Regions from separate parts of the Mus musculus genome. Here all the other regions are linked to region 1. The links are chromatin loops, found by intact Hi-C in ENCODE. Cell type or tissue: left cerebral cortex. All regions are shown on one strand. Each heading gives the region's core, and the rest is flanking DNA. Links, peaks and the distances in the headings are about the cores only. Region 1 holds the start of Ap4e1 (adaptor-related protein complex AP-4, epsilon 1). Region 2 holds the start of Trpm7 (transient receptor potential cation channel, subfamily M, member 7). Region 3 overlaps Trpm7 (transient receptor potential cation channel, subfamily M, member 7). Region 4 overlaps Hdc (histidine decarboxylase). Region 5 overlaps Snrnp200 (small nuclear ribonucleoprotein 200 (U5)).

Region 1 (5,887 bases), core at 888-5,887:
GGAGTCTGAGGACAGCTTGTGGGAGTCCTCCCCTTCCACCATGTGGGTTCTGGGGAGTGCCTTTAACCCACGGAGTCATCTCCCCAGCCCGAGGCCAAGCAGTTTTTAAAGCCCTGATTCTCGTTAGTCAGCACAGCCTCCAGATCCCCTCCGGTGGAACAGAACTTCCAGGGTTACTTTACTCCTGTTAGCTTAGCTTGATTCCCGGCTGAGCCCTGGCCTCTTTCTGTCCCACTCCGCACTGGGCATTCTAAATGGAGCTTTTTTCTTTTCCTCATCCTGGATCTTGTAGATGGTTAGGAAAAGTCCTTACAAAGACATCCTGGGCGCTGAGCTGCTAAGATGGGTGCGCATAGGAAGATGCTCAAAGAGCATAGAGTGCCCTAGGTTTTTTGGTTGTTGTTTTGTTTCTTCTTTTTTTTTTTTTTTTTTTTTAATTCTGTTTCTTTCTTAAGCTGCTTGGGGAAAAGCAAAAACAATTGTAGATTAAATCTCTTTACAGGTAGTTCAACTGGACTGTCTAAATACGCAGCGTGGAACAGAACATCGTTTCGTCTCACAGACCGTGGTTTAAACTACTTAGACAATATAAGCTGAGACACGGAAGACTTATAGCTAAATAGAGATTTTCACCACAAAGAATCTGCTGTAGAGGGATTTATCCAGTGAACACAGAACTCTTCCAGCGAATGCCAGGCTGATTCGGGTTGCACGGGGGAGTGGGGAACACTGTGGACACAGCCTCCAGGTTAGGAGTCAAAGCAGAGAAAACAAAATACAGGCAAAGTTCTGTGTGACGTGTGACTTGCTCACAGCGGGAGAGGAGATGAACAGCGTGTCTCACCCTGGGGCAGGCAAATGGAACCACTTCTTTCAGCTCTCCCTTTCTTCTCTGTACACGATTTATTTATTTTATTTTTATGTTTTTATGTGTGTGCCTATGTGTATGCATGTTCACCCCAGGTGTGCAGATGTCTTCAGAGACAGAAGAGGTTGTTGAATCCCCTAAAACTGAAGTTACAGGTGGTGTGAGTTGCCTTTGCTGAGAATTGAACCCCGGTCCTCTGCCACAGCTGCACCTGCTCCTAACTCTGAGCCATCTAATGCCTAAAAGCCATTTCTTTTGGCTGCAGCCGCTGCCTCTCCCCTGGAGAGCCCAATTTGGCTCTCCCCAATACACTTTCAGATTTCAGAGCAAGCTGATATTCCTCCAAGTAAATTTCCTCCTCTCAAGAAAGAAAAGTAAAACAAAAGGGACTTTGAGATTTCTGTTTTGTTGTTGTTGTTTTGGTTTTTTTTTCTTTGTTGTTAAAGAACCTGGACCTGAAATTCAATGTACATGAGTTATAGAGCCAAGAGCTGGGAAGTCTGAGTTAGGGCCAATGGCCGTTCCGCTGGCGCCCACTTGTGTATAACAATGGAACTTTTTGTAGTGGTTTTTGTTTTGTTTTGGGACAAAATCTCCAGACAGCCTTGGGCGGCTCTTAACTGACTATGTAGACCTAGATGCCCTCGAACTCACAGAGATCCACCTGCTTCTGCCTCCCAGCACTGTGATTAAAGGCCTGTTTGTGCCACTATGCCTGGCTGAAGTCCTAGGCCGAATTATTTATTTATTTATTTTTGGCTTTTGACGTTTGGAGACAGCGTTTCTCTGTATAGCCCTGGCTGGCTTAGAACTCAGAGATCCACCTGCTTCTGCCTTTTGAGTGCTGGGATTAAAGTGTATGCCACCTCATACAGCTCTAAATTGAATTCTTTTAAGCTGTCTAGACCCCGCTTCCGCAGTACCAAGGAATCACCTTGCCTATTGGCTCCCTCTCAGGTCACTGACCACCTCCTTGTGGTTTCTAAAGCTGTTCTATGGCCACGACCTACAGGTTTGGCATTTTTGAGCCTTTTAAGCTGTTGCATAATTTTCTAGCCAATTCAGTATGCTAATGAAAGCTGTGTAAGAAGTTTTAGTGCGGGGGTGGGTGGATATGGGGGACTTTTGGTATAGCATTGGAAATGTAAATGAGCTAAATACCTAATAAAAAATAGAAAAAAAAATAAATAAAAAAAAGAAGTTTTAGTGCTGCTTGAAAAGCAGGAACAACAGAGTTTTGCTTTTTATATAGCCTACCATGTCTCTGTTTCAAATGTGTAATTTTTCTTCCTTTAAACTTTGGTCCAAACAATGACCCTGTTTTACTGGCACCACAGCACAATTTGAAAAAGCTCTATTGGATAAGACGGACTAAGGGGGATAGTGAACATCACCCAGGCCAGGGGAAGGAAAGTTTCACTTTACTTTTTGGCAGTGTAGCCGCGTTCCTTTCACCCGAGTCAGAAATGTATCAGCTTTCCCCAGCATATTTTTTAGGTGGAAGAAAAAAATTGGGGGATGGGGAAAGTTAAGACAGGGTTTCATATAACTCAGGTTTGTTTTGAACTTGATATGGAGCCGGTGATGCCCTTGAATTTTCTTGCTCCTCCTTCCAGTCTCAAGGGCTGGGATTTCAGGCAACAACCACTACATGGCTGGAAAGTAAGTTTTCTAATTTAAACTAGTGAAAGGGCCTAAAGTTAAAAAAACACACACACACATACACACACACACAGTAAACAAAACTTTACGTAGGCATAAAATATTAAATTCTAAAGAAAATCTGTTTTAAATAATTTAAATATTGAGATTTTTCAATAAATTAAACTTTTTTAAAAAAAGATTTATTTATTATTATAAATAAGTACCCTGTTGCTGTCTTCAGACACGCAACAGAAGAGGGCGTCAGATCTCATTATGGATGGTTGTGAGCCACCGTGTGGTTGCTGGAATTTGAACTCAGGACCTTTGGAAGAGCAGACAGTGCTCTTACCCACTGAGCCATCTCACCAGCCCTAAACTTTATCTTTGCATAACTATTCTGTCAGGCAAACTTTTTCTTTTGTTGAGGTGTAGGTACAAGAACAACTTCAAGATTTAAGAAAAAAATTTCACTTATCACAGACAAAGTTTCAGAGATAAGAGCTCCTACAGGTGTTAAGAACACTATAAAGATGGTAGGTCAGGTTTGTAATCCCAGCACTTGGAGGCTGGGACAGGGGAATGGCACGAATTCATTAACCTTGGGAAGTTCGAGAAAATACAAGATCATGCACACACATTTCACCGCTAATAGAATGATCATGAACTTCATGTCTCCAGAGAACTCCTCTCTCCTCCTAGACTCGTGCGCCCCCAGGCGGTGTTTCCCGGAACTTCATCCTGCTCGTCCTGCTCCGGCGCGAATAAAGATTTCTTATTCAAAACGCCGGAAGTGACTACGGAGGCCGGGAGAGTCAGCGCGAAGTAGCCTCGTAGGGAGGCAGCGATGAGCGACATGGTGGAGAGGACGCTGACCGCACTGCCGGGGCTCTTCCTGCAGAACCAGCTGGGAGGACCTGCGGCCTCCAGAGCACCCTTCTTCTCCAGGCTGGGCGGCCTCATCCGTGGCGTCACTGCACTCTCATCCAAGCACGTATGCGGCGGGGTTGGCTGGGCGGGATGGGGTGGGGCGGCGGGGCCGGAGACATCGGTCCGCTGGATGGACGCAGCCGGGCGTCCGCCTCAAGTTGCCTGTACCGACCGACCTCAGGAGGCCGGCTTTCTGATTTGGAGGCCCGAAGACCCTCCGTGTGTTTTCTCATGGGGTGCTTTGAGGATTACATGAGCTGTCAATCGAGTGAAAAAAGCCAGTATGACCTAAAGCCTGAGCTATAGGCTCCTACCAAGTTTCTCCTCCCTGTTGAGATTTTTGTTTTGTTTTGATTTTTCGAGACAGGATTTCTCTGTGTAGCCCGGGCTGTCCTGGAACTCACTCTGTAGACCAGGCTGGCCTCGAACTCAGAAATCCGCCTGCCTCTGCCTTCCAAGTGCTGGGATTAAAGGCTTGTGCCACCACTGCCCGGCTCCCTCTTGAGTTTTAATTTTTCTATTTGGAAGCATCACGTACTCGGACAGACAACCCTCATTCCCACCCCTGACAGGGCTGTTAATCTTTGCAGAGCTTGAGGTTTAGTCTAGACCAACGGGTTGGGCAAAGACGCGCTTTGAAAACTAGTAGTTACTATAGAAGTTATTAAGTTCCCACGTACTTTGTATGGTACTGACTCAAAGCCTCAAGGAGTGTTTGTCTTAAAAACATAATATTGTGTCATACTTTCTTCAGCAAGTATTTATCAAGCACAACTATATGTTAAGTAATGAAAATAGCAAAACACTTTTCTGTCTATTTTCTGTCCATTTTAGACTTAACATAAATAAGTAACTACAGTGCAGTGTAAATGCCTGCAGCATGGAGAAGAGAAACAAGATGCCTTTAAAGGTTTAAAACGGGCTTGTGTTCTCACTGGAAGCTGGTGTGTGGCAGGGCTTGCTGAACATCCCTTAATCATTATTCGTGTACTTAACATCTCTTCGTGCTTTTCTGTTGCTAATTTGTATGAGAGGGCAAGTAAGTATTTTGTGTGTACATGTATGTACTGAGAGAATGTGTATGTGCTGGTATGTGAGGATGCACGGACCCACGGCACATGTATAGGCTTCCGAGAACAGCTTTGGGTCTTAGTCCTTACCTTCCACCTAGTAGGTGAGATCTCTCTTGACGCTTGTTTCTGTGTTGTATATTCAGGCAGGCTGGCTAGGGAGCTTCGAGTGTTCTGTCTCACCATAGGAGTGCAGGGATCACAGGTCCACCTCACCACACCCGGCTTTGTGCTTTTTACACATTGAGCCATCTGCCTCTGCCACCGCTCTGAAAAATTTAGAGAATATAGTTTTTTTGGCTTAGTTTGAAACTGCACAGACAGCCAGATGTGGTATTACTGCCAGATGTATTACTTCTAAGTTTTGTTTTGTTTTTAGATTTGTTTCAAAGTTGTGTGTGTGTGTGTGTTTATGGCATGTGTACATGAGTGCAGATGCTCTCAGAGTCCAGGAGAGTGTGTGTGATCCCTTGGAGCTAGACTTTTAGGCAATTGTGAGCCACCAGAGTGGGTGTGAGGAACCAAATTCTGTCCTTTGCAAGAGCTCTGTGTATTCTCACCTGTGGCATCTCTGCAGCCCCCACCAGCAGTTCGGAATTAGCCACTTAACGTCAGCGACTCAGTGTGTGATTTGAACATAACATTGTATTAGTTAGTGGTTGGCCAGGCCCTAAGTGCTTCCTGAGGTCCAGCACAGGCAAGCATCAGAGTTGACCACACTGGTGTGTGCAGTAGACAGCGAGAGGGAAGATGGGCTGAGGAGGATGAGGAAGAGTAGAGGTCAGGAAGACTGTGTCTGTCTGTCTGTCTGTCTGTCTGTCTGTCTGTCTGTCTGTCTGTCTTCTGCGTTCCATGAACACTTTTTATTTTATCCCATCAACACTTTTTGCTTCTGGGAAGATGTAACTTCATCTTCCCAGATCCACACTTTTTTTTTTACTCTCTTTTCACTTAGACTCTTTGTTTTTGTTTTTTGAGTCAAGGTCTTACCATGTAGCCGTGGTTGTCTTGGGGCTTCCTGTACAGACCTGGCTGGCCTTGAACTCACAGAAATCCACCTGCCTTTGCCTTCAGACTGACTGCTGGGACTAACGATGCATACCACCATGCCTAGCTGTTCTGAGTTGTTAAAACCTACACGTATTTATACGTGTACCATCCCCATCACATTTAGGGCCTGGCCAACCACTGGCTAATACGATGTGATCTTTAAATCACACACCGAGTCCCTGAAGTTAAGTGGCTAAAGACCTGCTAGTGAGGGCTGTGTGGTGGGATCATGTGGTCATCAGGCTTGGTAGGGTGAGCCTCCATCCACCGAGGCATCATCTCACTACCCCGATTTTGAATCTTTTCCTTTTTGGTTGTTATTTATGTT
Region 2 (5,887 bases), core at 237-5,236, 130 kb before region 1:
ACTAGTTTAATAATTGCAAAATACCATTTAAAGCTGACACTGAGCCAGGTGTGGTTCTGCACCCTTTTAGTACCAGCAATCAGGAGGCAGATGAGTATCTGTGAGTTCGAAGCCAGTCTGATCTACACAGCAAGTTCCAGGCTACATATTTATTCAGTGATATCCCATTTAAAAAACAAGTAACCCCTGGTACTGGAGGGATGGCTCAGCAGTAAAGAACACACACTGTCCTTCCAGAAGATCAAAAATTGATTCCCAACCAGACAGTTCACAACTGCCTATAACTCCAATTTCAGGGGACTCTAGCTCAGCCTTTGCAGGCACCTGCACTAATAAATTTTTTAAAAAGTGATATTCATCTAAATGTTGATATACTCACATAAATGGGGAGTTCAAATCCTCATGATGTTTATATTCTAACCTAATCTTAACTACTCTGAAGTTTACTTTCAGATATCAAACTTAAAACACTTTTAAAAGAGAAAACAAAACACATGTGCAGCATACTCAATGTTGAAAGTTCCTAAAAAGAAAGCAAGATTCTATCATTATCAATAGAAAAATCATTTAAGTATTGTGTGAATGAATTAAGAAAAATTTTACAATTAAGGCGAAACAAATCCACTGGTCAATCTTTTTTTTTAAAGGTGAAAGTATATAATCTAGTGTTCAAATACTGGACAAAAATATAAAAGGTAGTTTGTCACAATACCTCTGACTAGAACATTCTAACTTCAGTTTTGCAAGTTCTTACTTGGATAGACCACTTCAAAACTTTTACTCACCCATCCCCAATATTAAAAACTGAACCAAAGCATAACACATACTAGGTACGCAATCAATCAGCCAGTGAGCTATGTGCCCAGTAATAAGCATTTTTTTCAGTTTATATTTTAAGTAATGCCTTCAACCATTATACCTGCACATTTTAGGTAATGACCAATTACAACATGGTTTCATTTTACAGCTGGTTATAAACAACACTAGAAATACTAGTCCACAAAAGTTACCTATTTATTTTGCTTTTTCAAGGCAGGACTAAACTCAGAGATCTGCTTGCCTCTGGTGCTGGGATTAAAAGTGTGAACTACCATGCCTGGCATAATCCTTTGATTTTTGACATCTTAATCACTTTCTTTTCCACCTTTACCCAAGGAACTATCTCCCTGGCCTGTAATAGACTCACAAAAATAACAACTTACAGTAAGAATTATACAGTATAGACCCATTATTCCTAAATGAATTTTTGGACAGACTGACCTAAAAGGTGAGGAAACTGAATTGAATTATTGAATAATGAGTCCACGTTTTAGCCAGGCATGGTGGTGCAAGCCTTTAATTCCAGCACTCAGGAGGCGGATCTCTGAGTTAGAAGCTAGCCTTGTCTTGAAAAAAAGAAAAAAAAAAAGACGATGAGGAAGGAGGATGAAGAAAGAGGGAAGAAAAGCAAAACACAAACAAATTTAAGAAACACATTTTAAGCTATCCTAAGGTGTTACTATAACTCAGATGCATAGTGTAATGTAAACCACTCAACTCACTATTTATCAGGAATTAAGCAGGGAAAAAAAATAAAATTAACACTCTTAATTCTAAAGTTAGACTGTTCTCCTTACAGAATCAACAAGTTTATGCATGTCCAAACAATACTATGTGCCATATACGGTGAATTACTTACAAAACTAAAGCTATTGTTTTTTTTTGGGGGGGGGGGATCTTTCATCTGTTAATGAAAACGTTTTAAAAAATATGTAACCAGTATGTTCAAATGTATGCTGTTTACCATCTAAAATGAAAAACTAGATATATCACTGAATACTCTGTGCTTAACGGCTTTCAAGGCACTTGGATTCAACTCACCCTCCAGTAGAGTCCCTTAAATCAAAGCCACAAGTATTTAAATGAAATGATTTAGCGGAGACAGAGGCACTTTAACTTTCCTTTCAGAAACTAGGAAAAGCCAGGCGACAGACACCTGTGATTCCAGAGCTCAGGAGATGGACGCAAGAGGATAAGGAACTCAATGATAGACTCAGGATTTGAGGCCAGCCTAGGCTGTGTGTAATCCAGTCTCAAATAAAAGGAGTCTTCAGCGGCTGGAGAGATGGCTCGGCGGTTAAGAGCACTGACTGTTTTTTTCTGAAAGTCCCGAGTTCAAATCCCAGCAACCACATGGTGGCTCACAACCATCCCTAACAAGATCTGACTCCCTCTTCTGGAGTGTCTTAAAACAGCTAGCTGCAGTGTACTTACATATAATAAATAAATAAATCTTTAAAAAAAAAAGTAGTCTTCAATAACTTTACAAACGAAAGTGAGAAATGCAGTATTTATTCACATGTACTTTATAAGTAAGACACTTCTAAACCTAGCCCTAGCCCGACATGGTGGCGCACGTCTTTAATCTTGGGAGGTAGAGGTAAGCGGATCTCTGAGTTTAAGGCCAACCTGGTCTGTCTACACAGTGAGTTCCAAGCCAGCCAGGGTCACAAGCGAGACCTTGTCTCAAAAATAAAGAAAAGGCAGAAAACTAAACCTGTCTGACTTCGGCAAAGAAACACCAGTTTGCATAAAGCCTATCAAGTTAAACTACTGAGCAGGAATGCCTTTCCTGCTCAGATCCTAGATCTAAATGGCTTTCTTTGTAAGAACTCTCCAAATCCGGTTCCTGGCCTTAACAACAAAAGCTCTAGCCAACGCTGCAACACACCGACTCCCTCCAGTCTGCACATTGGCTTCAAACTGTCTGGGACAACAGATGAGGTAGTTCGACGCAGACCTGGCAACGCACGGTCTCAGCCTCCCAGGAATTGTCCCTTCCCTGTCGCCTGCTAAACAAAACCCCGAACCACATCGCAGTCTACACCGTCAAAATCGCTCCCGTTCTATTAAACAAAATAATAGTAGAAAATGTACCTGTAGAGCGTCTGCGGCACAGCCACCAAGTCACAGCTCGGAACCCGCGCCCTTCTCCTTGCCACACCACCCCAGCCCTCCCTCCCTTTCCGTGACGGCTCCGCTGCGAGCGGTGGCGCCCGGAGGGTCACGGAGCTCCCCGGAGCGCCGCCCAGGCTCCCGCGAGGCCCGCCCGCGCCAGGCCCGGCTCCGTACCATTCTCCTCACGGGGCGGACTCCGGAAGGGCAGCGGCTCCTCCTCCACCTCCGCGGCCTGCAGCCATCTATCGGAAAGCGTCTCCGGAGGCGGTGGCACGGGCCACCGAACAAGGACAGCCCCGGGAAACCTTCTCAGAACTAACTCAGCTCCAGCGCTAGCAGCAGAAGTCGAGTCTTTCATAATTGTGCGACCAGCTCCGCCGGGTGACTGGCCACAGGGACGCGCCCGCGCCCGCCTCCGCCGGAGACGGGGCCGCGGCAGCCACGTGACGGGGCCGTCGAGTGCGTCGCGCGGAGGGCGTGTCACGTGAAGGGCGCGCTTACTGCGGCCTGCCCCTAAGCTCCGCCGGCCGGGAAACGCCGAGCTGCTGCTTTCCCTGGTGTTGCTGGCTTCGGCTTCCCCTGCCTCTGTCCACGAGAACTTGTTCCGCTTTAATGACCAGATTCCCCGGCTTCGCCAAAACTTAGCTCCCGGCCGCGCACGCTTGTCTGTTTCTTTTGCTATCGCATCTGTCTACGTTGGTTATTAGCGATCTCTTCCCGCACGTTATCCTTTCCCATCAAGGGTGCAATCCGTTTTTTTTTTTTTATCAACACTGCTATTATTAGTGACTTATTTTAGGTGTATGTGTGTTTTGCCTCATGTATGTCTGTGTACCATATGTGTGCAGTGTCCTCAGAAGACCGTGCTAGATCCTCCAGAACTGGAATTTCAGACATTTAGTGTTATTTGAGTTCCTTTGTAGCCCAGGCGCCTGGCCTAAAATGACCTTGAACTATGGATTCTGCCTTTAACCCCACACTGCTGGGATTGCCGGCTTTTGCCATCCTGAAAGTTTTTTGTTTTTTGTTTTTTTTTAGATCAGGAGTAGTGGCACATGCCTGTAATCCCAGCACTCCGAAGGCTAAGGCAAGAGGACTGCAGTAAATTCCAGGCTATCGAGGATTAGAATGACACCATCTTAAAAACACAAAACCAAACCTGCTTTTGGCACATCATCTTTCTGTATGTATATTATGGGTATGGAGAGTCTTGGAACCAATTCCCTACAGAGACCTAGAGACATTTTTTCTTACAATTTTAAAGGCTCCTCTGCCTGAAGGGCTGTTCTGCCTCTATCTTTCCTCTTTTAACTCTGGCTAATCTCAAATTTACTGTAATCCTCCTGCCTTAGATATACATCTTTAAGTATACATTAAATCAATAGATGCAAAACCTAACAAAATACAAATGTGTATTTCTTTAGATTAATAAAATGTTCAGTATAATTTTATTTCCAATTATTTTCCTTCTTTGGTTGGTTGAGTCAACCTAGAACCTAGGTATAGGGCGAGCCAACTGCACTAGCCTGCTCTGTGTCTATAGATGGACTGTGGATGGACTAGCTGAAGTTTCCTACAATGTGCACGTACCTTGGTTTGGTTTAGCTTCTTCCATGCTGCATAGTTATTATCTCCCAAGCAATATGACCCACAGTTCACTGAGCCAAGCCTCTTCAACAAACTAATCCAGCCACTCACTCTTTCTCTTACAAGTTTTGTGGTGCTTATAAATCATCTTCAGGCATTCCCCACCTTGTAGGCCTAGGAGGAGCAGTGTTTTTAAGTGCTTCAAGTGCTGGCCATGGTGGTACATGTCTTTAATCCTAGCACTTGGGAGGTTGAGGCATGCTGATCTCTGTGAGTTCAAGGCCAATCTGGTCAACATAGCAAGTTCCAGGCCAGCCAAAACCACATAGACTATGTCTCAAAAAATAAAAATAAAAAAATGTCTTAATATACATGTTGTAACAGTATCTGATGAATATTCCAGGGATCTTGATTAACATGTGATCATTCAATAACTATTTATCTTTGAAATTTCAACTGGGTTTATACATTTTGTGACTTGACTATCTTTATAATCTAGAAGACAGGACAAAAAAGAAAATCAAAATATAACAAAATGAAAGTACTTTATTTCTTGTTAACTTTATAATTCTGGTTAAAAAGGAAAAGCTATGGGTTAAAGAGATGGGGCTCAGAGGTTAAGAGCACTGTGCTCTTCCAGAGGTCTTGAGTTCAATTCCCAGCAACCACATGATGGCTCACAATCATATGTACAGCTACAGTGTACTCATATACATAAAATAAATAAATAAATCTTAAAAAGAGAAAAGAGCCAAGCAGTTGTGGGGAACGCCTTTAATCCCAGCACTTGGGAGGCAGAGGCAGGTGATCTATGAGTTTAAAGTCTACAGAGCAAGTTACAGGACAGCCAGAGCTACACAGAGAAACCCTGTCCTGAAAAGTAAAAAAAAAAAAAAAAAAACAAGCAAACAAACAAAATGACCAAATGCTTTCCTACATCAAAGGTCCAGACTGGAAGTGGATTCACCCTCTTCAAACCAGGGAGAGAATCTCTCACAGGTGTGTCCTCCACTTCTGGATTGTGGTTCATTTCAGATATAGTCAAGTTGACAACCAAGAATAGCCATCACAACACCCATACACATAAAATAAAGATAATAATTAAAAAGTAAAAATAAAGCAGTGTCATTCAGGAAACTTTTCAGAAGTTGCCAAAATGGTTTAGTGCATAAAGATGTTGCTCCACAAGCCAAGGGTCTGATTTCCATCTCTGGACCCCTCTGTTAAGGTGGAAAGAGAGAATCCTCACACTAACGAGCATAACAAGAACTCTAAAGATGAGTCATCTCCCAACCCGCCCCGTATCTTTCCATACTATAATAACCATAACAGTCTTCTTAAAGATGGTGTCCCGTGGGAGGGG
Region 3 (5,887 bases), core at 477-5,476, 180 kb before region 1:
TTTTACAGGCAACTAATGCTTTAGCCATTGATTCTTCACCATGCTGCCATAAAAAGCGGGCCATGACCTGCCTCTTCATAAGGCAAGCCCAAATTAATAATTCATTAAGAGGATAAGGAAAGCGCTTGGTCTCTGGATCATCTATATCTACAATTTCATCTTTGGTTCTTTTCTTCTTTCCTTCTTCCATAGATGCATCCATCTTCAAAGGAAACAAATACTGTAAGACTCACAGTAGGGCCATATGAGGGCTGGAGACACTGACTGCCCAGCACAGGGTGCTTAGTACGTGAAGAGGCTGGGATCTCACCTCCAGCATCTTACACCAGTGGTAACAGTAATAACAAGGCCTTATGACAATTAATTAATAAATTTCTTAATAAAAATATCCTCTATTAACTTTAAAATGCAGGATAAAGTAAATTTCAAAAACATTACTTTTTATTATAATTTACTCATTTTATAAAATGCCTTTTCAACAAAAATTTGAGTTATAGCCATAATATGTGAACTAGTATCTGATAAAATGCAAATTTAAAGTTTAGATAATACTTTTGTTTTTTATACAGAATAAAACTAGTCAAAAAATTTTGAATCTGGTTATTATCATGGCTATAACTGGACAACATTGATAGAATCATTAATTTATGATTATCTTTCTTTATGGAAAAATGAAGCATTAAAGATATAAAAATATCCCAAACTAAATGATAATTCTCAAGCCAGGTGTGGTGGCAGAATTCTTTTTTTTGGGGGGTGGGGTAAGGGGGGGAGCAGGCAAATCTTTTGAGCACTTGGCCAGCTTAATCTATAGAGTTCTAGGACACCCAGGGCTTCACCAAGAAATCCTGTCTTATAAAACAAACAAACAAATAAACAAACAAACAAACAAATGATCAATTCTCACTAAATCAAAGTTTTCACATAGTAATACTAATTAGTAAAAAATCAAAATAAAACTTTTAGAAAAGATAATATTTCCATCTTTAATAAGCAAAATAAACCTTTTTTTTTTAAAAAAAAACAAAATAAAAACGTACCTTTGGTCTGTAGGGTTGGGCTGTTTTAATGAAATGATTGTGTCTCATTTTTTCCTTTTTATCAGCTCTATTGCCAAAAGTTTCATGACTCTTTCGCAACTGAGGGGTGCTGCTGGAGGTATTTCGACCTGACCTCTGAAAATGAGAGCTTATTATTTTTTTTAAAGTTAAAATATGCTGAAATGTTATAAAAAAATTTCAGGGTAATTCATAAATCTTTGTAAATATTTGTCAATGTGTAAAAATGACTACTATTTTTTTCTTTTTCTTTTGAAGTATCATCTTACTTGTAGCCCAAGCTGGCCTTGAACTTGCTTCTGCCACCAAGGCCAATGATTACATATGTATCATGATGACTGCACCTATCTAGTCTCTAGCTGTGGTTTTTCCTTCTATCTGTGATGGATCTCTATGTTGCCAAGCCTGGTTGTAATTAAACTGACATTCTCAAGATACTGACCTAGCTGAGCCACCAAAGGAACTGGAATTACATGTACGTACATGCTACAATTCAAAATGCTTTTAATTACTTTAAAGATTAGGTAGGGGTGTGTGAGCGTGAGTGAGTTTATGTAGCCCTCACTGGTCTAGAAGGCTTGTGGACCAGGCTAGCATTGAACTCAGAGGTCCTCCTAAAATCTCACATTTGAAGACAATATCACTGTCACTATTCTTTTTGTTTTATCTTGTTTCTGGGTTTTTTTTTTGTTTTGGTTTTTTTTTTTTTTTTTTGAGACAGGGTCTCTCTGTGTAGCCTTGGCTGTCCTGGAACTCACTCTGAAGACCAGTTGATGCTGGGCATCTAATTTAAAGACTGACCAACACAAACTAGGGAATCATTCTACCTTGGAAATACTTCTATACCCTTAATTTTATTTTGGTTTGAAACAGGGTTTTACCAGCAGTTCTGGCTAACCTGTAACTCACTATGTAAACCCGGCTGGCCTCAAACTCAGCCATTCTCCTGCACCACCGCCTGCCTCTCAAATATAGAGATTATAAGGATGCCCCATCAAACTCAGCTCCTGTAACTGATTCTTAACATTTAACCACCAAAATTATACATACCCGGTTATTTCCACCAAGACTATTATATATCAATCGAAAACGTTTTCGTGTGTATGTGCATCTGTAGGTTCCTCCCATGAGATACTCAATCACAAGTCCTATATCAATTAAAGTGATCTTGTACCCCGGGGGGAGATTACCCTGGAAACAAAATAATACACAGACAGAATAATATTACTCATTATTACTTTGCCATGCCTAGAAATAGACATAATCTGCCAAATTAGGAAGAATTTATTTGCTATAGAAAGTTGTGTTGCCAACAGTTATCTTTACAAAAGGAATGAATGATTGTTTCTCTCTCCGTATATGAGATAAGAAGGGAGCTGGAGAGATGGCTCAGTGGTTAAGAGGCTGACTGCTCTTCTGGAAGTCCTGAGTTCAAATCCCATCAACCACATAGTAGCTCACAACCACCTGTAATGGGATCAGATGCCCTCTTCTGGTGCGTCTGAAGATAGCTAGTGTGCTCATATATATGAATTTTTTTAAAAAAGAGAGAGAGAGAGAAGATTCATGAGGAGATGACATTTTTTGAGGTCTTAGATATGATTATTATCTTCCAAGATTCCACACACAGAGGCTATAAACTATTAAAGCTAAATATATTATCTCACAAACTGCATTTTCTACAAAGATGTATTATGTTTCTAGACTAGCCCAGAAACATTCACTTTTTAAACAGACATTCTCTTTTTAAACAGACATTCTCATAGCTATACTACATATTGCACAAATTTTTATATCCTTGTCCAGGATTTAACTATCACTTGCAATTTTATTTTTGTAGGATAAATTAACATAAAGCGAACTTTTAGAATATAAGTCATTTATGAAATGTAGTGTACACACTACAGAATTTAAAATTTTTCATTAAATATTAAAATCTACCAGTTGAATGCTATTTATTTATTTAATCCCCCCTCCCCCCTTATTTCCCCGAGACAGGGTTTCTCTGTATATCCCTGGCTGTCCTGGAACTCACTTTGTAGACCAGGCTGGCCTCGAACTCAGAAATCCGCCTGCCTCTGCCTCCCAAGTGATGGGATTAAAGGCATGAGCTACCACTTCCTGGCCGAATGCTACTTATTAATAACTAATTCTGCCTTCACATCAATATCATTTTCCTAAATGTTGGTTTTAAATGTTTAAGTTCATAACTCTCAACTCTCTAAATCATAAGCTACCCACTTCTTAAGTTTGTTCTGTATTACAAAAATAAAAAATAAAAAAATCAAAAGCCACAAAAATGTAAAGTTTATTAGGCTTGGTTTATTGCCAGGTGGCAGTGGCATACCCCTAGAATCCTAGCAATCATAAGGGAAAAGCAGACATATTTCTGAGATTTCAAAGCCATCCTAGTCTACATAGTGAGATCCAGGATAGCAAGGTCTACGTAAAGAAACACTGTCTCAAAAAAAGGGTAGGGATAAGCTTATTAATAGTATACTCACAGTAATACATAAAAGTTTTTACAAAATAAATTTTTGAAAGTACTTTAAGCCAGACAAAGTGGCATAGCCTTTAGCCCCAGCACTCAGGAGGCAGAAGCAGGCAGAGCTGTATGATTTCCAGGACAGCCAGAGGTAGAGAGTAAGACCTTGTCTCAAATCAAAATAAAACAAGACAAAGTATTTTGGTTTTAGAAATCTTCAAATATTTGAATTACTGCCTGGTGTGGTTGTGCTTGGGACTTGGGAATCAGGCAGGTGGATCTCACAAACAAAAAGAAAAAAAGTTGTATTTGACAGCAGTAATTTAAAAGACTCTAAAATTGGTTAAGAAATGGTTAAAATAAGCAATTCACAGTACACCAAGAGGAGAAAAGAGGTGTCATGCTTCATTTATCTATTCAGGTACTGCAGACGCCACTGTGACTATTGCTAAGGAAGGGCAGCACATTTCAGCCTTTCTTCAGCACTGAAGAGCAATGCTTTCATGCATCACTCACTCACTCTCCTTTACAGTTAGACAATTGTCTAGGAAAATATTTCTGATAAGAGAAAGAAGACATATTCAATCACTGATATTCCTTTCTGGACCAGTTAATATCACAAAATGTATCATGTTCTATCTGCTATGACTAGAGGCTCAGGAAATTGGTATTAATTTCATAAGCTGTTTTTTTCTTTAACCATAAGCTTTTGCTTAATTTATGTGTATGGTTATTTCATGTGCATGTGTGTCTGTGGACCACACATGTGCTTGGTACCCAGAAGCCAGAAGAGGGCACCAGATCCTGGGAAACTAGAGTAACAGACTGTTATTAGCTCTCAGTGGGTGCTGGGAATAGAATCTGGGTTCTGTCTTTCACCTGAGCCATCTCTCCAGCCCCAAAGCTCTTGTGACAAAAATAATTCTTATTTTACCTTGTACAAAAAGCTATTGTTTCTAAGGACACTTTTAAAATGCACTTAGGTGCTTTGGAAGCAAAAATAATGTACAAAAAGACTAAAAGATAAGGTTTTACTATAAAAAGACAGTCTCTTACCTGCTTGACATCCCGAATGAGATGGAACAACATTGGATTGGTTGGACCTTGTTTCTTTAGGGAAAAACATGAGGAAACTATTAAATTTAGTCTAAAATAAACAACCTCCCTTTTTGTTAATTATGGGACTTAAAAAGAACCTCTTGAACTTCTCCGCTAAAAGGATCAAGTTTTGTTTTTATTGTTTTATATTTGATTTCTATTTCAGAGATAAAACTTCATATCAACAGTAAGCAATCCTTTTAATTTTTACATTAGTTAACATGAGACAGGACACATATAAGGATCAGGATGATTATACTAGATAGTATTAACAAATAAAACCAAAATAGCAGTATCATCACAGAATAAAATTTCAATAAATGAAGGCTAGATTAAAAAAAGGCAGGCCAGCATAATCAAGTAATCAGTGTTTTTCTAAAAAGCTTGTGTGTTTAGAAAATAGGAGAAAATATACTGAGAACATAACAGTTTCTGAGGTTGAGGTACTGAATAAAAAGATGGAGTGAGGAAAACAGGTGGGGTATAAATGTGGCTACCATTCATCCAGCATAGTGACACGTGCCGTTAATCCCAGCACTCTATAGAGGCAGAAGCAGCCCAACTCAACTTTTGAGTTCTAGGCAGGCTTGATCTACACTGAGAGTTGTAGGCAAGCCATGTCTATATAGTGAGACTCTGTCTCAGAATTTTAAAATAATCAAATTATCTACCTCACTCAAGCAATATGGTACAGACACAAAGGTTTCTAAACTTCAGAAAGACATTAAAGTATGTTATTCTAAAAACATTTGATCAAGGAAAGAGATTTAAAAGATATAGATAAGAAAATTAAAATGCTTAACAGTGGTAGAGCTGGCAATGGTGGCACACTCCTTTAATCCCAGCACTCGGGAGGCAGAGGCAGGCAGATTTCTGAGTTCAGGGTCAGCCTGGTCTACAGAGTGAGTTCTAGGAAAGCCAGGGCTACACAGAGAAACCCTGTCTCGAAGAACAAACAAAAAACAGTGGTAGTAAAGTCAATCAGAAATGACCAAGTAGAAATAAAAAGACACCAGGAATAAAAATGCAGTAAAAATTGATTAATATATAGTTTTTAAAGAAATTATAAACCTTGGCGTTGTTTAGTATTCTTCACAGCAGAGCTCAATTAAATTTACACTGGATCCAAAGAAAACCATGAAATGTTTACCCTCCTCAGTAGTACTGACATGAAATATGAAATAAAAATATTAAATCTTTACAAGAAAAATGAAAAAACAGCACACCAAAAGAAATACCAGAAGGT
Region 4 (5,887 bases), core at 286-5,285, 410 kb before region 1:
CTGGGTTCGCTCACTCTGAGGCTCAGCTCTTACATGTAAGGGCCTCAAAGTACAGACCCAAGAAAAGCCCAGCATCAAGACATACCTTGTTTTTATGTTTTTCTCTCAGATATATGCATGTGTAGTTCGCTACAGAAAAACTGAAAGCAACCCCTTCAAGTACCTTGTCAAACTTCTCTGTTAAAAAGGCACACGGCTCTCCTAGCCCAGCCATCATCGGAGAGGCTTCCTTGGCAGCTGACTGGAGCAGATGCAGAGACCCACAGCCAAACACTAGGCAGAGCCAGGGAGCCCTTGGAAGATAGGGAGGACTGTAGGAGCCAGAGAGGCAGAGGACATCACGGAGAACATGACGGGGCTCACAGAACCTGAATCAATAATCACAGAGCCTACATGGGTCTGAGCTAGATCCTCTGCAGGTATGCTATCGTGTGTAACTCGGTGTTCTTCTGGGACTCTCAACAACAGGAGCAAGGGGCTGCCTCTGACTTTCACTGCCCTCGGGACCCTTTCCTCCTACTGGGCTGCCTCTTCAAACCTAGTGGACCTGGGGGAGAGAGGAGGTGGAGGGGGCACCTGAAGGAGGGGAGGAAAAGGAGGGATGGGAAGCTGAGGAGGGAAATTACACAGCTCACTGACTTTACTTAGCAGCCACTGAGAGAACTGGACAGAACACCACAGACCGGTGGTTTTGGACAGGCAGCAGCAGCATCACCTGGGAGCATCTTTTGTTTTTGTTTTGGTTGGTTGGTTGGTTGATTTGGTTTGGTTTTTTTTTATTTTTTGTTTTTTTGTTTTTTTGTTTTCCAGACAGGGTTTCTCTGTGTAGCCCTGGCTGTCCTGGAACTCACTCTGTAGACCAGGCTGGCCTCGAACTCAGAAATCCGCCTGCCTCTGCCTCCCGAGTGCTGGGATTAAAGGCGTGCGCCACCCCCGCCCGGCCCACCTGGGAGCTTCTTAACATAAAGCCCTGACCCACCCCCACCCCCCCACCAGACCCAGATTCAAACGCCGTGGGGTGGGCTCAGCAATGTGAGTTTTCATAAGCCCTCCCACTGGGTCATACACAGGCTCAAATCTGAGAAGGGCTGGCTCAGCATAGCGCAATTGCCTGTGCCTTGAAATCACCTGGGGGCATGTTAACCCTTTTAGAATCTAGTGAGTTTTCAGTGGTCTTCCAAATTGCTGTATATTAGCATCACCTGGAGTACCTAACACCCCCCCCCAAAAGCCCAAGGCCACCCCCATAACAACCAGCCCAGTATTTCTGGGAAAGGAAGTCAGGAGTCAGTCTTCTTTTAAGATTTATTTCATTTTTAATTATCTGTCTGTCTGTGTCTGTTTCTGAGTATGTAAGTTCATGTGTCAGAGGAAGCCAGGGGCATTTGGTCCCCTGGAGCTTGGGTTATAAGCGGTTGTAGACCTCCTGACATGGGTACTGGGAATTAAACTCTTGTCTTCTACATTGAAAGTGTGTATCCAGCCCCACACTGGAATCACTGAGCCTTGTTGCTGTTTTGTTTTTTTAAGATGCCTGAGTAGGCAGTTTATAAATGACAGCACTTCTGCCTCCCTCATAAAGCTTTCCATGAGCACAGTGGAAGCCACAGAGTTACTTGAGAATTGATACTTTAACAATACAGACTGCTGGTGTCTGCTTGGAGGCCCATGCCTTTAATTCCAGCACTTGGGAGTCTGAGGCCAGCCTGGTCTACAGAGTGAGTTCCAGGCCAGCCTGGGCTATAGTAAGCCCCTGTCTCAAACAGCAAGCTGCTTTCCTTGCTTGCTACCAAGGGATCCTTCAATTCTACTTTCTTGGAATTAAAATTTCCAGGGGCTGGAGAGATGGCTCAGCAATTAAGTGCACTAACCACTCTTCCAGAGGTCCTGAGTTCAATTCCCAGCAACCACATGGTGGCTCACAACCATTTGTAATTGGGATCAGATGCCCTCTTCTGGTGTGTCTGAAGACAGCTACAGTGTCATGTTTGTTTGTTTGTTTGTTTGTTTGTTTGTGTTTAATCTTCAGCCTTCTGAAAAGCAAGACGGGACACAGGATTGCACCTCTGACACAGTACCTGCTTTGTCATCAATGTTTTGTGTTTTGGCTGTCAATTAACACAGACTATGCTTTATTTTAGATATAAGCACAATTTATTTCTAAGTTGTTTTTCACATTACAAGCTCAACAGCACGCCACCGTCTCAGCCCCTTCTATCACACAAGCGCCTGCAACCTCTGGAGCATGCCCGCTTAAACTTCCCAGTTACAATCTGTTGTGGATCACGAAGACCCTGTGAGGTTATGATCAAAATAATGGGCTTGCTTCCCTCAAGATGCACACACACATAATAAGCACACAAACTGCACGCAATTTCGAGGGGTTCCCCAACTCCCTGAAGCACAGGCACTCTTGCATTCTGATTGAGGACTCTACACCATGGCCTCCAGGGGGCAGCACGGTAGCTGGCGAGCACACTGAGAACTGCATTCAGGAAAGCTGGGGACGCTGTAGAACTTGATCAGCTTTTTGAAGGCACCTTTCTTCATCATCATCATTTGTTCTGGGAACCCGGAAAAGATTCTGGCCCGGAAGGAGCCCCCATTCTTCAGTGAAGCGTCTGCGGGGAGTGACTTCTGGGCACTCATAGGCACACTGTTGCAGCTGAGGGACCGCGTTGTCTTCCTCCTGTTCTGGACGGACAAGTAACTGAACAGAAAGGACGACAGCTTGTGCTTGGTGGTGTTGGGGGCCTCTTCCGAGAAGCAATCATCAAAGGGATCCGGCATCGTTTCCAGATCAGAGCCGCCTTCCCTTCTCGCCAGACTGGCTCCTGGCTGCTTGATGATCTTCCGGGCCTGTGCTGGGTCATCTCCTCCCTCGCTGACTGACTCCAGGGATAGCCCTCTGGTCCCTGGCGGTGGCGGGATGACGTTCTTGGCCCGAGGGCTCGGCTGGGAAGTGCAGTGCTGGCTCAGGACAAGGTTAGCAGCCTCTTGGATGAGGTGCCAATCTCTCAGGATGTCCTCCTTGGTGGTAAACTGGGATGTCACAGTGAAACGGATGATCAGCTTGTCTTGGATAGTAGCCGGGATGAGAAAGAGCTGGCCAGCTTTGGCTATTTCCTTTAACACACTTTCTGTGAGACAATTAGGACCCTATAAGAAGAACAAAAATAATTGGATCCTACATTACACTGCTTGTAAGGGCTCCATGAAGCCCAGCATTTACTGGTCTGAAAGACTCAGTACCCCCTCAACTCTGGAGTAGAAGCATCCTTCTCCGGGAGCCATGCAAGAGCACAGTACCTTCAGACGGAAAACCACCAAACCAAGGTGCCTCTTAGCAGGAATTTCGAAGGAAGGGTCGCTTCTGACCAGAGATTCAAAGTATTTAGCCATTTCTGTGCCCTGGAATTGTAAACATAAAGAACACTGTGGTTAACAGGCCAAAACCAAATTGCATCTTTGATACTGTTCAACAACTTTAGACCAGAGACACGGACAAATTCTGAGACCTGTGTGCCTTCTGCCTGCCTGTCTTCCCTATTTGATCTCGCTCATATTCAAGCTGACAAACCTCTACTTCTGTCTCGTCTCTGTCACCTCACACCCACCCAGAGACCTTGTGTCTCAAAATCCTCTTTCAACTTAGCTCCAGAACTCAAAAGACGAGTGCTTTATAACTCAGCACTCAGTCTCCTGTTCTGACTCCTCAGCTTCCGCATCGGCAAAGGGAGCCAGCAAGGGCCCAACTCAGCGCCCACAGGGAAGCAGAGGAGGCTGTGCAGCCGGAGCCATAACTGCCTCACCTCATGGAGCTCATCGCACTCCGTGGCTCACGGGGAGCCTGTATTCTAGGTAGCACTACCACCTGCGCCACGGTTAATAGGTTCAGGGTTTCTCCTTGGAATGGTGAAATGTTCTGGGAAGAGCAATACTCACTTATTCAATATAGGCAATGTCACATTACATTGTACACTAAAACACAGGTTTTTAAAATATGGCCTGTATATTTATCATGGAAAAATTAAAGATTTCAGACTGAAATAAAGAAAATATCAGCTGGGCGGTGGTGGCGCACGCCTTTAATCCTAGCACTTGGGAGGCAGAGGCAGGCGGATTTCTGAGTTCGAGGCCAGCCTGGTCTACAGAGTGAGTTCCAGGACAGTCAGGGCTACACAGAGAAACCCTGTCTCGAAAAACCAAAAAAAAAAAAAAAAAAAAAACTGGAGTGATGGCTCAGCAACCACCATCTGACAGTTAAGAGCACCAACTGCTCTTCCAGAGGTCCTGAGTTCAATTCCCAGCAACCACATGGTGGCTCACAACCATTTGTAATTGAATCTGGTTCCTTCTTCTGGTGTGTCTAAGACAGCTACAGTGTACTCATATACATAAAATAAATAAATAAATCTTTTAAAAAATAAAGATTTCATAGCATATTGATCTTTTATAAAGTTTTTATGAACTTTTAAATTTTCCTGTGGTTCTCTTGAGTTTTACATTTACATAGAATGCTTGAATATAGGACAGGGCTGTGGCTCAACTGGCAATCCACTAGCCTACCTTGCACAAAATGCTGACTTCAATCAACAACTGAATAAAGTTAGACATGGGGAGGTTTCAGTAGGAGGATCAGAGGAAGTTCAAGGTTGCCAGGAATGATGATATTTAAGTCTTTAATGCCAGCACTCGAGAGGGGAGCCTTGAGCTCCAGACTAGCAAGAACAACAAATGAGACCTGGGGGCGTGGGGAGGGGGGAGTAAGTGACAGACACAGCACATGATAGGGCTAGAGATTCCAGTCTGAGACTCACATACACTCTCTGCTAAGTGAATTAATTTTTAAAGATTTATTTAATGTATGTGAGTGCTCTGACTGCATGTACACCTACATGCCAGAAGAGGGCATCAGATCCCATTACAGATGGTGGTGAGCCACCATGTGGTTGCTGGGAATTGAACTCAGGACCTCTGGAAGAGCAGTCAGTGCTCTTAACTGCTGAGTCATCTCTCCTGCCCCACTAAGTGATTTTTTTTTTATGGGCTGGAACTCCCACTTGATATTTCGTTTTAAAAGAAGACAGAGCTTCAGGTGTCTTCCTTGACCATGAAGAGGCGGTGCCATTTGAACCAACCTCTATCTGCTCCTCTATCTGCTCCACTCTCTCTCTCTCTCCAGTCAATTTCAAACTCTTACCACCGCCTCATGAACTTTTTCTTTTCTTTGAGAAAGGCTCTCTCTCATGGATCCTAGACTGGCTCAAAGTTACAATGTAGCCAAGGACGACCTGGTACCATTGATCCTTCTGCCTCCACCCCCCACTGTGGAACTACCTGCAAGCGCTGCCAGGAGAAGGTTAAGCAATACTAGGGGGTCAAACAGTGGCTTTGTGCATGGGGAGTAAACAGTGTACCAATGGAGCTACGTCCCCACTTGATCCCTAAGAAGTTCTTCATGTGCAAGTCCAGGCCTTGTCCGGGAAAAGCATACTAACTGTTCTCCTGGCCTTTATATGCCCATGCCCCATTTCTAACCTGGTTATGATTCTCCCCTATAACTCCTTTCCTCTGGGCCTGTTTTCACCACCTGCCCTGTCAAAATTCTCCATGTCTCACTCACATGCCCCACAATGTCCCCTCAGAGCCCACCTTTGTCAGCATCCTCACTTTTTAAAATCCAAGGGAGGGTGATTCTCCCAAGGCTTGGGCGGCAGAAAGTAGGTCTCCCAGTTAATAAGACATTCTCCTCCTGCCCTATTCTCTTCCCTCCCATGAGGCAAGCTGTGTATGAGACAGAGCAGAGGCCAGGGGAGAGGAGGACACAATTACAGGTAGTGTGTTCACTACAGACCTCACCTAGAAGGTGAAGAGCAGGTGTGGC
Region 5 (5,887 bases), core at 483-5,482, 200 kb after region 1:
TTTTCATGTTGGTGGGTTCATTTCAAAAGTTAAATACTACTTACTTTATTTTGCCTGCCTTGCTTTTCTTTTCTCTTCTTCTCTTTTCTTTTCTCTTCTTTTCTTTCTTCAGAACAGAGTATCTTGCTCTGTAGACCAGGCTGGCCTTAAACTCAGAGATCCACCAGCCTCTGTTTCCTGAGCACTGGGATTGGAATTAAAAGTCCTGTGCCACCACCTCCCGGAAAATTGTGTTTTCTTTCCCCTCCGTCCCTCTCTCTCTCCCCTTTTAAAAAATATTTATTTTATGTATATGAGTACACTATAGCTCATCTTCAGACTGTAGCTGCCTTCAGACATGAAGAAGGCACCTCAGAAGAGGTCATCGAATCCCATTACAGATGGTTGTGAGCTACCACGTGTTTGCTAAGAGTTGAGCTCAGGACCTCTGGAAGAACAGTTAGTGCTCTTAACCGCTGGGCCATCTCTCCAGCCCTCTCCTCTCTCTTACTATGGAGTCTTAACAATCCCCAGGCCCTGTTTGATTTGAGTGCTTATGTTTTAGAAGAGCTTAATTATTGTTCCTTGGTCCTTCAGTTTTCAGAGTCTGACGTCTTTTCTAGTTGTTTATTGGGAGTCATTAAGAGTAAATTCCACTGGAGCCTAGTTTCTCTCACTCCTAAAAAGTGATGGATGCATCTAAGGTTAAAAAAAAAGTCTAAATCATATTATAAAATCTCATATGGATATAAAAAGATGTACATTTTAAGATAATGGAGACTGTATCTCATTGTAACAGCATATCAGAAGATGGCACATTTTCTTTCTATAAATCTGTCCCATAAAGAAGTGCTTCTTCAAATCACTAAGGTCTGGTAGGAGTTAATCATTTTGATTCATGTTCCTGCCTTCACATATTAGACGTATAGAAAGGGTAAGCTTGGCTTAGGAATGGCCAGTTCTTCCATTCAGCATCATGTTGTATGTCCTTTAGGAGGAGAAAACGTGATGAGGACCGGCATGACATGAACAAGATGAAAGGCTACACGCTGCTGTCTGAGGGCATTGATGAGATGGTGGGCATCATCTACAAGCCTAAGACGAAGGAGACCCGAGAGACCTACGAGGTGCTGCTCAGCTTCATCCAGGCTGCGCTGGGAGATCAGGTGAGCCAGTCTTACCTCTGGATTTTCCCAGTAGGATGGGGAGGGCAGTACCATTCGAGCAGAGAAGTAGTGAACATGTTCCAGGTCAGAGGCAGGCTGCTGAGTGCCTCTTTCACCTAGAGACATGTGGCAAGCTGTTGTGCAAGTTGTCTTCTGCTTCTGAAGACCACCTATGCCCCCACGCCCAAGCGCTCGGGCTGTCTCCAGGAGCTCACTAGTTTTAAGCACATGAGGCAACACTGTGTTAAGTCCTCAACAGCTCCCTCTAGGCTTGAAGGTTGCTTTTGTTTGTTGGTGTGAGATGAGGTCTCCTGCAGCTCAAGCTGACATCATACTCACTATGTATTTAAGCATGACCTTGAACTTTGGTTTTGTTGCTGCTTCCCATGTGCTAGGATTGCAGACTTGTGCCACTGTGTCCTGTTAACGAGTGTTCAAAGCCCAGGATGCTGCATATTTTCTTGTTTGCTTTGTATGTATATACACCATATAGCCCCAGTACCCTTAGCAAAAGAGGTTTCAGATCTCCTGGAATTTGAGTTGTGATTTTTCTTTTGAGCCATCATGTGGGTGCTGTGAATTGAACCCAAGAGCAAAAGCAACGCAGTCCTAACTTGTGAGCCACATCTCCAGCTTGTGTAGTTTTGAAGATGCATGCTTCTTTACTTTATATTGTCACAAAGCTGGTCAGTGCCCTTCTACATATTATTGTTGTACGTTGTTTGTATTCTCAGCCTCGAGATATTCTTTGTGGAGCAGCTGATGAAGTCCTGGCTGTGCTGAAGAATGAAAAGCTTCGAGACAAGGAGAGAAGACGGGAGATTGACCTGCTGCTGGGTCAGACAGATGATACCAGATACCATGTGCTGGTAAACCTGGGCAAGAAGATCACAGACTACGGTGGCGACAAGGAGATACAGAATATGGGTACCTGAGCTCTTTGTGTCCAGACCATGTTTTGTGGTTGTTGGCCTTTCTGTTGAATACTCAGCATCTTTGTTAAAATTTTAGAATAGCATTGTTTCCATAGCTTATGTTGTGTTGCTTAAAGAGAATGGTGATCTGCAGGCCTTTTGGCACAGGCTTATCCCAACAAGTCAGCCTGGTTTGCATAGCAAGTTCCAGCTGCAGGGTTCCTAAGCAAAACCCACCTAAGAAGAATAAAGTGGAGAGTTATCTCTTGATGTTTGGTTGTGAGCCTTATCCTTTAGTAGCTGAACTATCTCTGCCACCCTGGCAGCCATTTTTAAATTGAGACCTATTGTGTAGACAGTGAGAGAGAGCAGGGAGGGCTTAGGAGCTGAAGAAGCAGAGCAGGGTAGAATCCAGGTTGGCAGGCTTGAGAGGCCTTGGTGCTTGTTTTCGTGTTGGTTAAGTCTGTGTGTTCTGGCCTGAGAGTAAGCAAGCCAGGCAGCTGAGGAAATGGGCTTGAGTGTCTCCACACTAACCACTGCCCTCTCTTTGTAATCCCACATCTCCTCAGATGACAACATTGATGAGACTTATGGTGTGAACGTGCAGTTTGAGTCTGATGAGGAGGTGAGTGGCTTTAAATGGATCCCTTCTGTTGTGTGATGTTACCAAGGTAGTGGGAGCTCTTCTCATAAACTGAAATTCCTAGCTAAATGCGTTTTACAGTGTTTTGTGGTATACTTACAAATTTTGTGTCATTCTGCTTAAGAAGTTATTGTGGTTCACGTTAGGTTCTTTTAGAAGCTAATCTAAACTAGTAGGTGTACACTGACAGTTTATAATAAACCAGATAGACCAATGAAAGTAGGAAGGAGGACTGAGAAATGCCATCCTGTGGGCACAGTGCAGTTATTGCAATCATGAACTCAAGCAGCTGCACTTACTTACTGTGGGCCTGTCCAAGACTGGCCCTGTCAACACCCAGTCAGAGATTGGGGAGGAGTCTTCTCCCTGCTACCTAACTATTGGTTATTGATAGATTATGGAAAGGGGGTCATTATCTTCAGTCCTGTAACCACTTCTAAGCCTTCTGGTCTCTGATGGTTAAATTCAGTGGGTCACAAATAACACAAGGAGGCATGAGTGTGAGAAACAGATGTGTAGGGAAGAGGAGGCTCCGTGAGGTGTGGGGAGCTGCAGTAAGAGAGCTTGGTATGGGGGCTGGCGAGATGGCTCTGTGGTTAAGAGCGCCGACTGCTCTTCCGAAGGTCCAGAGTTCAAATCCCAGCAACCACATGGTGGCTCACAACCATCTGTAACTAAATGTGATGCCCTCTTCTGGAGTGTCTGAAGACAGCTACAGTGTACTTAAATATAATAAATAAATAAATCTTTAAAAAAAAAGAGAGAGAGAGCTTGGTATGCATTGTGTGCGTGCATGAAATTGTCAGAACCCATTTAATCAATAAAGAAAAAAGATAAAGCACATCTTCAGTGACGTTGTGTCCTGCTGGAGTGTTTTAACCATAGTATAGTAATTCACGGCTTTCGAGTTGTGGGCTAATTGCTAGTTTAAGAATGCATATTCACCTAAGAGTATGGATGTAATTGTACTTGGCTATTTAGCTGTTGTAGCAGCTCCTGGGGTTAAAGCTTGCCACTTCTAGATTATAACTAAATATGAATAGTGGGACAATTGAAAAAGGAAAGTTGAACCAGGAATGGTAACACAGTGCCTACATTCCCAACAGTCAAGAGGTTGAGGCCAGCTAGGCTACATAGTGAAATTCTCTACATGTCTCTTAAGTCATTTTTTTTTCAGATTTATTTATTTTATGTATGAGAACACTGTAGCTGTACAGATGGTTGTGAGCCTTTGTGTGGTTGCTGGGAATTGAATTTAGGACCTTTGCTCTCTCCTGCTCAAAGATTTATTTATTATTGTAAATAAGTACACTGTAGCTGTCTTCAGACACACCAGAAGAGGGCATCAGATCTCATTATGGATGGTTGTGAGCCACTGTGTGGTTGCTGGGATTTGAACTCGGGACCTTCAAAGGAGCCGTCAGTTCTTTTAACAGCTGAGCCATCTCTCCAGCCTGTCATTTTTAAAGTTGGTTACTTTAGAGTTTTCAGTGAGTGAGTTTGTGTTCTGAAAAAGAAAGTACCAGTCCTGAAATGTCCTGGAAGATAAGATGTTACTGGAGTCAGGGTGAGCACTGAACTGAGAGCCAAGGAATCTTGAGTTTGAGCCTGTATCTTAGGCAGGTCATTTTGCCTCGGTTTCTGTTTTAGTAAAACAAAATGCTACTTCCTACAGAATAGTTAATTGGTAGAGTTTTTCTTTTCTCTTCCTTTCTTTCCTTCCTTTCTTTTTTTCTTTCTTTTTTTTTCCAGACAGGGTTTTCTTTTGTGTAGCCTTGGCAGTCCTGGACTAGCTCATTAGATCAGGGCTGGCCTCAAACTTACTGAGTTCCACCTGCCTCTGCCTCCTGAGTGCTGGAATTAAAGGCATGTGCCATCACTGCCCAGCTGTTAATTTGTAGTTTTAATTAGGAACAACCTGATACAGATTTCCTTGCTCGTAGCAATTTATTTAACAGATGTTAATTATTGAACATGATGTTTAAGTCCACAGTCCACAGTTGAGATTATGCAAACTAAGCATGATGTCTACATTTCTGGCTCACAATCTACTTTCCTGTGTATTCGTCTTCATAGCTCCTCCATTAGCCAGTAGTCTTAGTTTGATATTATCTGTGTTTCAGAAGGAGCATATGATCCCAGTGTTTGATATTTGCAGCTAAGGTGAGAAGCAGAAAAGAGGATAGATACATCTAATAAACCCATTCCAAATGGTCATTCCATTGATATTCCTGGAATATGGTTGATACACTATTGGCTTTACCCCAAAGCCGTTGTTCTAAGTATGGAGCTTACTTAGAGTGATAGAAAGCAGGACCTGTATGACACAGGGCCAGTTCTACATCTGTGTTGAGATTGTATTACAGGTAACATTGTCTCCATAGGAAGGTGATGAAGATGTGTATGGGGAAGTCCGAGAAGAAGCTTCTGATGATGACATGGAAGGGGACGAAGCTGTTGTGCGCTGCACCCTCTCTGCTAATGTAAGTACAGTTTGTTTTAGTGTAGGCCAGCTTGCTTCTAAGTGAAGGACTTCCTCTTACTAAGACACTCACTGAGCCGTGGTTGGTTTTTCTGGGTGGTGGCTACTGTGGATTGAACCCAGCTTCAGGCATGCTAGGCCAGTGCTCCACCACTGAGCTAGTGTCATCGTTCTCAGCTTTTGGGGTTTGGAGTTTTGTTGTTGTCCAGGCAGGCTTCAAACTTTTGATGTCTTCCTCATCCTTCCTCTTGAATGCTGGAATTATGGCATGGACCACTGTGCCTGCCTTCCAGACTTCCTTTTGATGGGTATTTGGGTTGTTTTTAAAATTTGATACATAGATAACATTGTAATGACAAGAGTATTTGAGTGTTTTGTTTGTCTTTTAAGGTAGGGTTTCCTTGTGTAACCCTGGCTGTCCTGGAACTTGATCAGTAGACCAGGCTGGCCTTGAATTCAGAGACCCGCCTGCCTCTGCCTCCCAGGTGGTGGAATTAAGGCATGCACCACCATTGCCCTTCTGAGTATTTTATTTTTGTTTGTTTGTTGTTCTGGGGTTGAACTTACTGTCTTGTGCATGGTGAATGCTCTAGCACTGAGTTATAGAGCAGTATTTAAAGAGACTAAAAACATTTTTATTTTGAGAAAGGGCCTCACAAAGTTGTCTGAGCTGGACTTAAACTTACGCTATAGCTCATGCAAG

What was found. Peaks named below come from ENCODE experiments on the same cell type or tissue, not always from the same donor. Only the 100,000 strongest peaks of a DNase experiment are listed, where the experiment ranks them.
Region 2: a loop joins it to region 1, with 2.8 times the contacts of the local background. A loop is called at or near these places in 2 of 42 quality-filtered maps.
Region 3: it touches region 1 in a loop (2.4-fold over the local background); 14 of 42 quality-filtered maps call a loop at or near these places.
Region 4: it touches region 1 in a loop (4-fold over the local background); 26 of 42 quality-filtered maps call a loop at or near these places.
Region 5: it touches region 1 in a loop (2.5-fold over the local background); 5 of 42 quality-filtered maps call a loop at or near these places.

What each region holds. Positions count from the first base shown.
Region 1 is chr2:127,005,398-127,011,284 of GRCm38, forward strand. It overlaps Ap4e1 (adaptor-related protein complex AP-4, epsilon 1), which reads left to right and starts at 3,314. Exons shown (of 21, transcript NM_175550.3): 1 at 3,314-3,503. The coding sequence starts at 3,357. In left cerebral cortex, for the core only: CTCF peaks have their summits at 1,406 and 3,235; DNase peaks (open chromatin) are centred at 1,420, 3,271 and 3,850; H3K4me3 peaks cover 1,949 bases; H3K27ac peaks cover 614 bases.
Region 2 is chr2:126,872,863-126,878,749 of GRCm38, forward strand. Trpm7 (transient receptor potential cation channel, subfamily M, member 7) reads right to left here and starts at 3,399. Exons shown (of 39, transcript NM_021450.2): 1 at 3,112-3,399. The coding sequence starts at 3,114. In left cerebral cortex, for the core only: a CTCF peak has its summit at 2,220 (motif pointing left); DNase peaks (open chromatin) are centred at 2,225, 2,410, 2,802 and 3,403; H3K4me3 peaks cover 2,469 bases; H3K27ac peaks cover 1,963 bases.
Region 3 is chr2:126,829,089-126,834,975 of GRCm38, forward strand. Trpm7 (transient receptor potential cation channel, subfamily M, member 7) reads right to left here. Exons shown (of 39, transcript NM_021450.2): 13 at 4,600-4,653; 14 at 2,109-2,249; 15 at 1,041-1,175; 16 at 1-202. Among named protein-coding and RNA genes, the nearest start is that of Trpm7, 44 kb to the right of the region's middle. In left cerebral cortex, for the core only: CTCF peaks have their summits at 2,532 (motif pointing left) and 4,324 (motif pointing right); no DNase peak of the experiment used is centred there.
Region 4 is chr2:126,591,528-126,597,414 of GRCm38, forward strand. It overlaps Hdc (histidine decarboxylase), which reads right to left. Exons shown (of 12, transcript NM_008230.6): 11 at 3,310-3,411; 12 at 2,132-3,159. The coding sequence ends at 2,434. Among named protein-coding and RNA genes, the nearest start is that of Hdc, 24 kb to the right of the region's middle. In left cerebral cortex, for the core only: CTCF peaks have their summits at 2,455 (motif pointing right) and 4,915 (motif pointing right); a DNase peak (open chromatin) is centred at 2,459; H3K4me3 peaks cover 438 bases.
Region 5 is chr2:127,209,721-127,215,607 of GRCm38, forward strand. It overlaps Snrnp200 (small nuclear ribonucleoprotein 200 (U5)), which reads left to right. Exons shown (of 45, transcript NM_177214.5): 3 at 974-1,145; 4 at 1,880-2,072; 5 at 2,629-2,684; 6 at 5,087-5,185. Among named protein-coding and RNA genes, the nearest start is that of Snrnp200, 4.3 kb to the left of the region's middle. In left cerebral cortex, for the core only: no CTCF peak of the experiment used is centred there; no DNase peak of the experiment used is centred there.